Regions from separate parts of the Homo sapiens genome. Here region 1 is linked to region 2. A link is a loop called in an ENCODE intact Hi-C map of the cell type or tissue named here. Cell type or tissue: PC-3. All regions are shown on one strand. Region 1 overlaps SLC9A8 (solute carrier family 9 member A8). Region 2 overlaps B4GALT5 (beta-1,4-galactosyltransferase 5).

The links. Peaks named below come from ENCODE experiments on the same cell type or tissue, not always from the same donor. Only the 100,000 strongest peaks of a DNase experiment are listed, where the experiment ranks them.
Region 1: a loop joins it to region 2, with 2.0 times the contacts of the local background. A loop is called at or near these places in 5 of 110 quality-filtered maps.

The regions. Positions count from the first base shown.
Region 1 is chr20:49,819,014-49,824,013 of GRCh38, reverse strand. It overlaps SLC9A8 (solute carrier family 9 member A8), which reads right to left. Exons shown (of 16, transcript NM_015266.3): 3 at 873-953. Among named protein-coding and RNA genes, the nearest start is that of SLC9A8, 8.7 kb to the right of the region's middle. In PC-3, a CTCF peak has its summit at 2,016; no DNase peak of the experiment used is centred here.
Region 2 is chr20:49,673,053-49,678,052 of GRCh38, reverse strand. The region is part of intron 1 of B4GALT5 (beta-1,4-galactosyltransferase 5); the gene reads left to right. Among named protein-coding and RNA genes, the nearest start is that of B4GALT5, 38 kb to the left of the region's middle. RefSeq lists an enhancer at 1,376-1,455. In PC-3, a CTCF peak has its summit at 3,050; DNase peaks (open chromatin) are centred at 1,172, 1,992, 2,502 and 3,172; H3K4me3 peaks cover 3,235 bases; H3K27ac peaks cover 3,892 bases.

The DNA of each region.
Region 1 (5,000 bases), 150 kb before region 2:
TTTCCAAAGCTAATCTAAACAATAACTATCTTGTGAAAGAATTACTACTCCACTAAAGATCTACCAGGCAATGAAAGTTAATTTCTAAACATCAGCAGTGATCAGGAAAAATTAAATACCATCAGTAGGCAAGTAGAAACTAGTAAAAGTGACTGCAATATAATAAACTGATAAAAAGCTTTGGCTGACCTTAGTAAGACTTTATTTACTGTGCCTTACATGTCTCCACCCACATTTTAGCCTTGAACTTACACTTACGGAAATTCCCCACTTCTTCCTTCACTAACCACTTCAATGAACTTGTGTGTGCATTCACACCTGTTATTACACGGGTTCATTCACTGCAACTAGATCTCAACAGTTAATTGGCACAGGAAACAAAACAGAAATGTAAGTGGGGTAGAGCACAATGCTCTCTGAAGACTTTAGACCTGACTCTGGCATTAAGTGAGCCATTTCTTCCTCCTAAACTGTAAAGTCAGAGTCCCTTCTGTCTATAAAATTGAGTGATTCTATGAAGTGTCATTACTTACCTTAGTTGAGTTGGATGTCAGCCTAGCCTAGCAGTAGAGGTCAATGTTCCCCAAGGGTAGTTCTACCAGAAGCAAAAGGCTAAGAAAGGGCCTTTGAGCTGTACAGAGCTGTATGGCCTTTGGGCTTCTACATGACCTTTAGGAGGTCACTACCCTTCTTGAGCCCCAGTGTCCTCATCTGTAAAATGGGATCATAGCACCCTTAGGGCAGGTTGCAGTGAGGATCAAATGAGATCAGGGATGTGATGCATCTCTTGTGGTTCCTGGCACTAAAGAGGCACTCAAAAAATGGTAGTTATTGTTACTGCTTTTATTATGGAATCACCAATACACACTTACCTAAAGAAACAACAGCAACACTCTCTGGCAAGAAATGTAATCTGTATCGGATCAGTAAATGCACCAATATGATGCAGATAGCTGTGGAAAAAAAAATAATACAATGTTTTAAAAAAAACACTCAATTCTGAATGATAAACACCAAGTTCAAGTCAGTGGTTATTTCTGGGGGGGTCCTCACAGAAATGGACAATTGGAATAACACAGTGAACTTCAGCGGTGTTTTTCGTGTCTCATTTCTTAAACTGGAGGTACATTTACAATGTTTATTATATTTTCTCTATACTTCTTTGTCTGCCTGAACTAGTTTGTTTCCCAGTAGTTATTGGAAGAGGAACAGAAATCTAACTTTTTTGAGACAGGGTCTCACTGTGTCATCCAGGCTAGAGTGCAGTGGTATGATCTAGGGTCACTGCAGTCTCAACTTCCCAGGCTCAGGTGATTCTCCCATCTCAGCCTCCCAAGTAGCTGGGACTAGAGACACATGACACCACACCCAACTAATTTTTTTGTATTTTTAGTAGAGATGGGGTTTCGCCACATTGCACAGGCTGGTCTCCAACTCTTGGGCTCAAGCAATCCACTCACCTTGGCCTCCCAAAGTGCTGGGATTACAGGCGTGAGCCACGGTGATCAGCCAGAAACCTATTTTTTTATATAAGCTGTTAAACCTTATAAAATTATTTAAAATTATTCAAATTTTTCTGATTCTGAGAAATGGTCTTCAACTTTTTGGAAGTGATTATCAACTGGAACACTATATGGTGAAGAGGAAGTCAATGAAATCAATCACTTTTACATAAATGTAACTGCAACAGATTGCATTGACACAAATTATTTTGCCATCATGTGACTGGCTCTTAACATAGAGGGAAGTAAGGGTTTTACAAACAGGAAAAAGTAAATGGTTTGGTGACAAGAACATCAGAGATCTGAATATGGAACACTCCTGCTCCCCAGCTGGGTGCAGCTGTGTCCTGCCATTCCCATCGGCTGAGGACTTCCCATGAGCCATGAACTAGGCTGAACACCCCAAATACTCTCTCATTTAATCCTCCAACTTCCCTCGGAATTAGCTGTCATTACCACTATCTTCTCTGATTACAAATCAGAAAACTGAGGCTTCTAGACATCACAGCCCCTGTCACACCACTGGTAGGTGCTGCAGTATTGAGTCAGATTCCAAATCTGTGCTCTTAACCACAGCATACCCCACCACCTCCCACTTGGCTGGATGCCTTCATTCCTCAATCTCCAAAACAGAATAATGTCTAACTTTCCTCACAGAGGTGTTGTTATGAAAGAAAATAAGAAGATGTAAAATAAAACGATTTGAAAGGGATATTTCTGCCCCCACCAACCCCCCGGCAAAAAAAATGGGTACTTCACAAAAATTATTCCTGAATGTAATTTCCTAATCCAAATGTTAGCGTGCATGTCTTTCTTTTACTGGGCACCTAGATGGTATACCAGCTCATCAACCACAGTATTAACAGGACTAACATTAATTTTGTTATTTTTTTCAAGGAAATGTTTAAACAATCCACATGCCTGTTAACTGGTCACCCTCAGAGGCTGCACTGACAAATTAGGTTTCTTTAATCCCACCAAAAAACACCAGGTGGCCAGAGTGTTGTAAATGTAGACATTTTGTCCTCTTTTCATTCTGTGCTTTAAACTATCAATCTGTGGTGTTATTTTTATATAAATATTTAACCTAGTTAGAAATCCTACATTAAATACTAATGGCAAGAAAAAAGTTCCAGTGCATAAACATAACATGTGACTAATGAACATGCCCAATGTCTAGACAAAACAAAAAACGGCAAATAAGCACATAAGTGGACAGAAAATAGACCAAGAGAGTTGAACCAGTTTCTGCTCTTCCTTTGTACCAAGCTAGATTTTTAAAAATTTAAGTTATTCTCATAAATAGATCAAACAACTCTTTGCGGCTTTAAGAGCAAAAGGGGAAACTATTAACAGAAAGAGTTAATATAAGGCTCATCAATGCCAGGTAACAGCCTTCAGCCATTAAAAAGAATAAAGTCAGAAAAGACAATCCATAGAAGGGGAGAAAATATTTGCAAATCATATATCTGATAAAGGTGTACTATCCACAATATATAAAGAACTCTTAAACTCAACAGCCAAGAGACAAACACCACAGCTTTTAAACGGGCATAGGACATGAATAGACAAAAGATGTTCAACATCAATAGTCACAAGGGAAACTAAAATCAAAATACAATGATTCACTGGAAGGACATGTAAGATTTTTTAAAAAATACAGTGAGGGCCTGGTGCGGTGGCTCACACCTGGAATCCCAGCACTTTGGGAGGCTGAGGCAAGCAGATCACCTGAGGTCGGAGTTCAAGACCAGCCTGGCCAACATGGTGAAACGCCGTCTCTACTAAAAATACAAAAATTAGCAGGGTGTGGTGGTGCGCACCTGAATCCCAGCTATATGGGAGGCTGAGACAGGAGAATCACTTGAACCCAGGAGGTAGAGGTTGCAGTGAGCCAAGATCATGCCACTGCACTCTAGCCTGGGAGACAGAGCAAGATTCCATCTCAAAAAAAACAAAACAAAACAAAAATACAATTTCATATCCACTAGGATAGCTATAATTTTTTTTTTCCCCGAGACAGAGTCTCACTCTGTCACCCAGGCTGGAGTGCAGTGGTGCAATCTCAGCTCACTGAAACCTCCACCTCCCAGGTTCAAATGATTCTAGTGCCTCAGCCTCCCGAATAGCTGGGATTATAGGTGTATGCCACCACGCCCACACCCAGCTAATTTTTTTGTATTTTTAGGAGAGACAGGGTTTCGCCATATTGCCAGGCTGGTCTCGAACTCCTGGCCTCAAGTGATCTTCCCGCCTCAGCCTCCCAAAGTGCTGAGATTGCAGGTATGAGCCACCACGCCCAGTCTATCATTTTTTTAAAACCAGAAAACAAGTGTTCGCAAGAACATGGAGAAACCGGAACCCTTGTAAAATGGTGCAGCCCCTGTGGAAAACATTTGTCAGTTTCTGAGAAAGTTAAACATACAGTAACCGTTTGACTCGGCAATTCCACTTGCAGGTATATATCCAAAAGAAATAAAAACATTTATCCACACAAAAGCCTATACACAAATGTTCACAGCAGCAGTATTCACAACAGCCAAAAGGTAGAAACAATCCAAATGTTCACTGATGAATGAATAAACATCATGTGGCATATCCATACAGTGGAATATTACTCAGCCATAAAAAGGAATGCAATTCTAACATATGCTATAACATGAATCTTGAGAACATTATGCTAAGTAATAGAAACCAGACACAAAAGGCCACGTATTATATGGTTTCATTTATATGAAATATTCTAAATAGGCAAATTCCTAGAGACAGAAAGCAGAATAGTGGTTGCCAAGGACTAGAAAAGGGAGGGATGGGGAATGACTGCTTTTAATGGTTTTCTTTTGGGGTGATGAAAATGTTCTGAAACTAGATAGTAGTGATAGCTGCACAACATTGTGAATGTACTAGATGCTGCTGAACTGTACATTTTAAAGTGGTTAAAATTGTAAATGTATGTTATGTATTTACTACAAAAAAAAAAGAATGAGGTAGACAGAAAAAACACCAATACAATGATCTCCAAGACATTCTGTGAGATGAAAAGGCAAGTTATGGGACCCCATTTATGTCAAAACAAATTTGCAACTCCAAACATGTATTATTTGTGTTTCTGCATGTACTTACGAATATACATCTGTATATGCAAAAACAAGCACGTTTTCAAGTACACTTGGAAAAAAACCGAGCAAGAAAGGGCAAACACTTCTGTGTGGTATGGAGGGTGTGCTTTCAATTTTTCATGCCTGGAGTAATGACTATGGAAAATATATAAAACACATATCAATCATAATAACTCCATTAAGTTTCAAGGCCCATAAAATGTATGTGTCAAATAATGTTAATTGTTAATCTAGTGTAAGTAAATAACAATGATTCCCCATTTTTTCTTGTGGAGTCAAAGATCAACAACGGTTAAATGCAAGTCAACTGATTTCAAGCTTCTAAAAATCAAAAGTAACTACAGAGTTTTGTCATCCCTTCTCAACAAAGAGGAACACA
Region 2 (5,000 bases):
TTTCAGGCTGGGCGTGATGACTCACGCCTATAATTCCAGCACTTGGGGAGGCTGAGGCGGGCAGATCACCTGAGGTCAGGGGTTCGAGACCAGCCTGACCAACATGGTGAAACTCCTGTCTCTACTAAAAAATACAAAAATTAGCTGGGCATGGTGGCACATGCCTGTAATCCCAGCTACTCAGGAGGCTGAGGCAGGAGAATTGCTTCAACTTGGGAGGCGGAGATGGCAGTGAGCCGAGATTGCACCATTGCACTCCAGCCAGGGCGTTAGAGTGAGACTCCATCCCAAAAATCAATCAATCAATCAATCAATCAAAGATATTTCACCTCTCACAGCCAAATACAGATGTAATTTTGGGGGAGTACGATCCTTATTTTATATTGTGTTCTGATTATATGTAATTTTTGTTTTATCCTTTCAGCTGCGTAAGAAAAACTCAATTTCCACTCTTTTTGCAGACAATTCTTCAAAAATAGATTGCAAAGTTTTCATGTATTCATTTTACCATTTGTTCTTAAGAAGACTTACTTTAACATAATTACCAACAAATGTTTGCACCTAGCATTTCTGCTCAGAGAATGGTGTGAAAGGGGATAAAAATAGTAAGCCTTAGCCAGTGCCAAAGTTGTCAGTGGATTAAAGAATAGTGCTATCCTGGAAATGCTGCTTTAGGGGAGTTGGAGGCAGGGGGTCTTGCTGGGGATGGTGTGCAGAGGGTGGTTGGTGCAGGTAGGAAGAGGTTCCAAGCACCTTGTTAGGCTTAGTTTCTGTGCTATTATCTTAGGGCTAGACTTTTGGGAGGGGTTGTACTTGTACTTCAGTTTGTATGTGGGTCATGTTTGCACCATAGCGGGTGTGGTTATTGACAACTGTGTTTCCCGGTGGTTCCCCTTCCAGCCCATGCTCACCAGATGCCATTAGCAAGTTGTACCTTCTCTAATACCCTGAGGTTTTTCTGAGAAGGCTGCAGAAATACCCCCTAGAACAAAGAAGTCAGCAAAAACAAAACAAAACAAAAAACACCACTTAAGGGTAAGCACACAAACACATACAAATATAAGGACATACATCATAGGTATTGTAATGTTCCAATCCCATAATTTTGGAATGATTACATAGGTGGAATACAGAAGTATCCCTGCTTTTCAGCATGACTGCCCTTGATGACTCATCAAAAAACAGCAGTGCTAGTCATCTTAGACACAGAGGATGTGTGCCATTTAGACTTGTTCTTTTAAATAGTGAAAATTATTGCTTTATGGTTTTATTCTGTGCCCCCCGCCCTCATGCCCCTATGGGCCAGAGAGGCAGTTCACCAACTTCTCTCCAGTTGTGCCTCCCCTTCCTTCCTGTGACTTTAGGGAGTTTGTACGCATCTGCTCTAGTCCTAGAACCATGGGGCCTTCATAGCCCCTGCGCAGTAGCCAAGAGCAATGGGCCTTCTTACGGAAGGAAGAGCTCAGTTGGCAAGTATATCCTGAGCTGAGTTGTGAAGGCACACATTCATACCTCTCTTTATTTTTAATGGGGTTAGCACAGTCTTCAATCAATAGCTTAACTTCATCTCTGCTTTTATTTCTGCTCCTAGCATAAATTATTTAGCACAAATGCAGACATAATCTCAGAAATTACTTAGTATTAGTGTCCTGCTGTGAGCATCATTTTCTTGAGTGTGTTGTGTTCTAACCGCAAATTAGCAAAAGACCCTTCAAGAAAGTCTTTCTGTGGATTCATTTAGGGGGAATTTAGAAGGTTGTAGTCAGTGCTACCTGATCACTTTTATTTTCAGTGAAATTTTGTTTTATTCATAGTATAGTTAATAGCTTTCCTGTAACACACACACACACACTCTCTCTCTCTACATATATATGTATTATGTACATTTTTAAAAGTCACTTTTTACCTGGTAATATCTTAATCCCTTAAGGATTTGTCAGTTGGCCCATCGGTGGACTGAGTCACTTTATGAGTAGGGATTCCGAAAATGCCAAGCTTTGTCTGGGGGGGTTGGGTTGGGGGAGGATGCAATAATAAAAACTCTAACCTTGAAGATGCGGGGAGGGCCTACAGACATGTTGGAATTCAACAATTAGGTATATTTTAGTGTAGCCTCATAGTGCAGCGACCCAGCTGTAAAGATGAAGTCACTCATTCCTGTAATGATTTGCTAGCTTGTTGAACTAAAGTCTAGAGTTGAAAATTCTGCTCCTTTTGAACAGTGATCTAATTGTGAAACGGACAGTTGGCTACTGACAGTTTTCAAATATTAGCCAGTTGCTGATTTTAAAAATAACTGTGAGAAAGGAAGACCAAGGTGAGAAGAGACTAAAAATCAAACAGTCACATGAGGTTTTGTATCTTCAGACAGCTGAAGAAACCCGACAACCTACAAAGATATGATATTTGCTTGGGTAGTTGTAGTTCAGGTGTTTCCTTGTGCACCGAGCCCCTAGTGCATTGCTCATAATAGGTTCTGGGGCAGAGGTACCTGCTGATAGCTCCACAGGGTCATAAGCAACTTTGAACACCCCCAGGAGCCTTGTTGTTGGGCGTGGTGGGAAATGTTAATTGGCCTCTGAGTGAACTAGGAGGTACTGTTAGGATTCTTATCCCTTGATAAACTTACTCCCTGTGGCCGTCTTGTTAATATTTAAAAGTAAAGTGTAAATCCATTACAGGACACCATAATTTAATATTTGTTGCATTTCTGAGCTATGTGGTTGCCAGCATAGGGTCAGTATCCTAAGGCCTTTGAGTTTTCTGAGTTTTAACTCTCAGCTTGACTGTGGGGTGTGTGGGCTTGGGAATTGACTTTTGTTTGAGAGTAACAGCAATCTTAGGAATTAGTGATTTTTTTGGTCCTTGCAAATGTTACTGAACACACGGAACAAGCCAGCCACCAGGCTGCTCGTGGAAGGGGAAGGGAGGCAAAGTTGGGTTTGGTCCCCCTCCCCTGCTCTTATCCCCTCCACTCCCTTTTCTTCCTGAGCTCATGCTTTTGTTGTGATAGATTATTTTTCCCGGGATTTTTTGCTTTTGAAATCTTAGTTTTTGTGTCTTTGCACCTAGCCAGTAGGAGCAGCATTGTCTGAGATCTTAGCAGGTTCCAGAGAACTGTCCATTGTGGGTAGAGTTGGGAGTGGCAAGAACTGAAATTCCAGAGGCAGGAGCCAGGTTTTATGGACTTTTCTGAGTCATACTAAGCATGAGGAATTTGGACCTTGAAAGTGGTGGAAAGCCATTGAGAGACAACAGGAGGATATATTTATCATTTCTTTTAGTTCACCTATGACATTATAGGACGTTATAGGTAAAGACTAAATGCAATTCTTTTTCTTCTTCTTCTTCTTTTTTTTTTTTAATAGGGATGGGGTCTCGCTATGTTTCCCAGGCTGGTCTGGTCTCTGTAACTACTGGGCTCAAGTGATCCTCCCACCTCGGTCTCCTGTGCCTCCCTTCCCCTTCCATGAGCAGTCCTGCGGCTGGCTTATTCAGTAACATTTGCAGACTCACTAAAAAAAGTTACTAATTCCTGGGATTTTGTAATTCCAAAGTGTTGGGATTACAGGCATGAGCCACCACACCCGACCCTAAATGCAGTTCTTGATTCCAAAGACTAAAGAATACTTTACGGGCATAGAAAAACCCCGCAGTGCTTTAACTTCTTATGTGAACATTGCTAGGGTCTTTATTCCCTCTGTAACAATTCCTGGCCCATTTACAGGATTTTTAATATTAGTATACTTTGATTTAGGTTTAGTTGGCAATCTAGATACATCCCAAACCAAACTTTTCCCACATCTTTTTTTTTTTTTTTTTTGAGATGGAGTCTTGCTCTGTCGCCCAGGCTGGAGTGCAGTGACACAGTCTCGGCTCACTGCAAGCTCTGCCTCAGCCTCCCGAGTAGCTGGGACTACAGGCACCTGCCACCACACCTGGCTAATTTTTTTTTTTTTTTTTTTTTTTTTGTATTTTTAATAGAGATGGGATTTCACTGTGTTAGCCAGGATGGTCTAAATCTCCTGACCTCGTGATCCGCCCACCTCGGCCTCCCAAAGTGGTGGGATTACAGGCGTGAACCACCATGCCTGGCCCCCAGAACTTTTTATTATGAAAAAATTCAAACTTACAGAAAAGTTGCAAGAATAACACAATAAAAGCATTATCTTCCATCTGGAGTCAACAGTTACCACTATTTTGCTTTTTTTGTTTGAACTGTGGCTCTGCTTTCTCCACTGAGCCACGTTAAATTGTTGATAATTATCCAGGCAGTTAACCTTTAAATACTTCAGCACACATCTCTTTAAAAAATGACATTCTCCTGTTTAATCAAAGTACTATTATTGCATCTAAGAAAATTAACAGTACTTTCATAATCTTTTCAATACTTGATCTTAGCCAGAAGGCCGAGAAGTGATCATAATACTTTCTAATATCCAGTCCTCATCCAGTGGTGCTCAGAATGTTATTTGTAGCTGCCCCCATCCCCAAAATAACATATTACATTTGGTTATGTCTGTTAGTCTTTAGTAGCTTTCTCACCCCATCCACTGCTCATTGTAGTAACTCTTTGAGAAAGAGTTCAGGCCAGTATTATTGCATGTCCTACATTCTGGAATTGCCTAGTGTCACTTTGATGTGTTCCCTAGTTTTCTGGTTGTTTTTTTTTTGAGTTGGAGTCTCTCTTTGTCACCCAGGCTGGGGTGCAGTGGCACGATCTCGGCTTGCTGCAATCTCTGCCTCCTGGGTTCAAGCGATTCTCCTGTCTCAGCCTCCTGAGTAGCTGGGATTACAGGCATCCACCACCACGCCCAGCTAATTTTTGTATTTTTAGTAGAGATGGGGTTTCACCATGTTGGCCAGGCTGGTCTCGAACTCCTGACCTTGTGATCCGCCTGCCTCGGCTTCCCAAAGTGCTGGGATTACAGGTGTGAGCCACTGCGCCTGGCCAATCCACTGTATTTTTGTAAACCAGAAGATAAGTCTAAGAGCTTGAT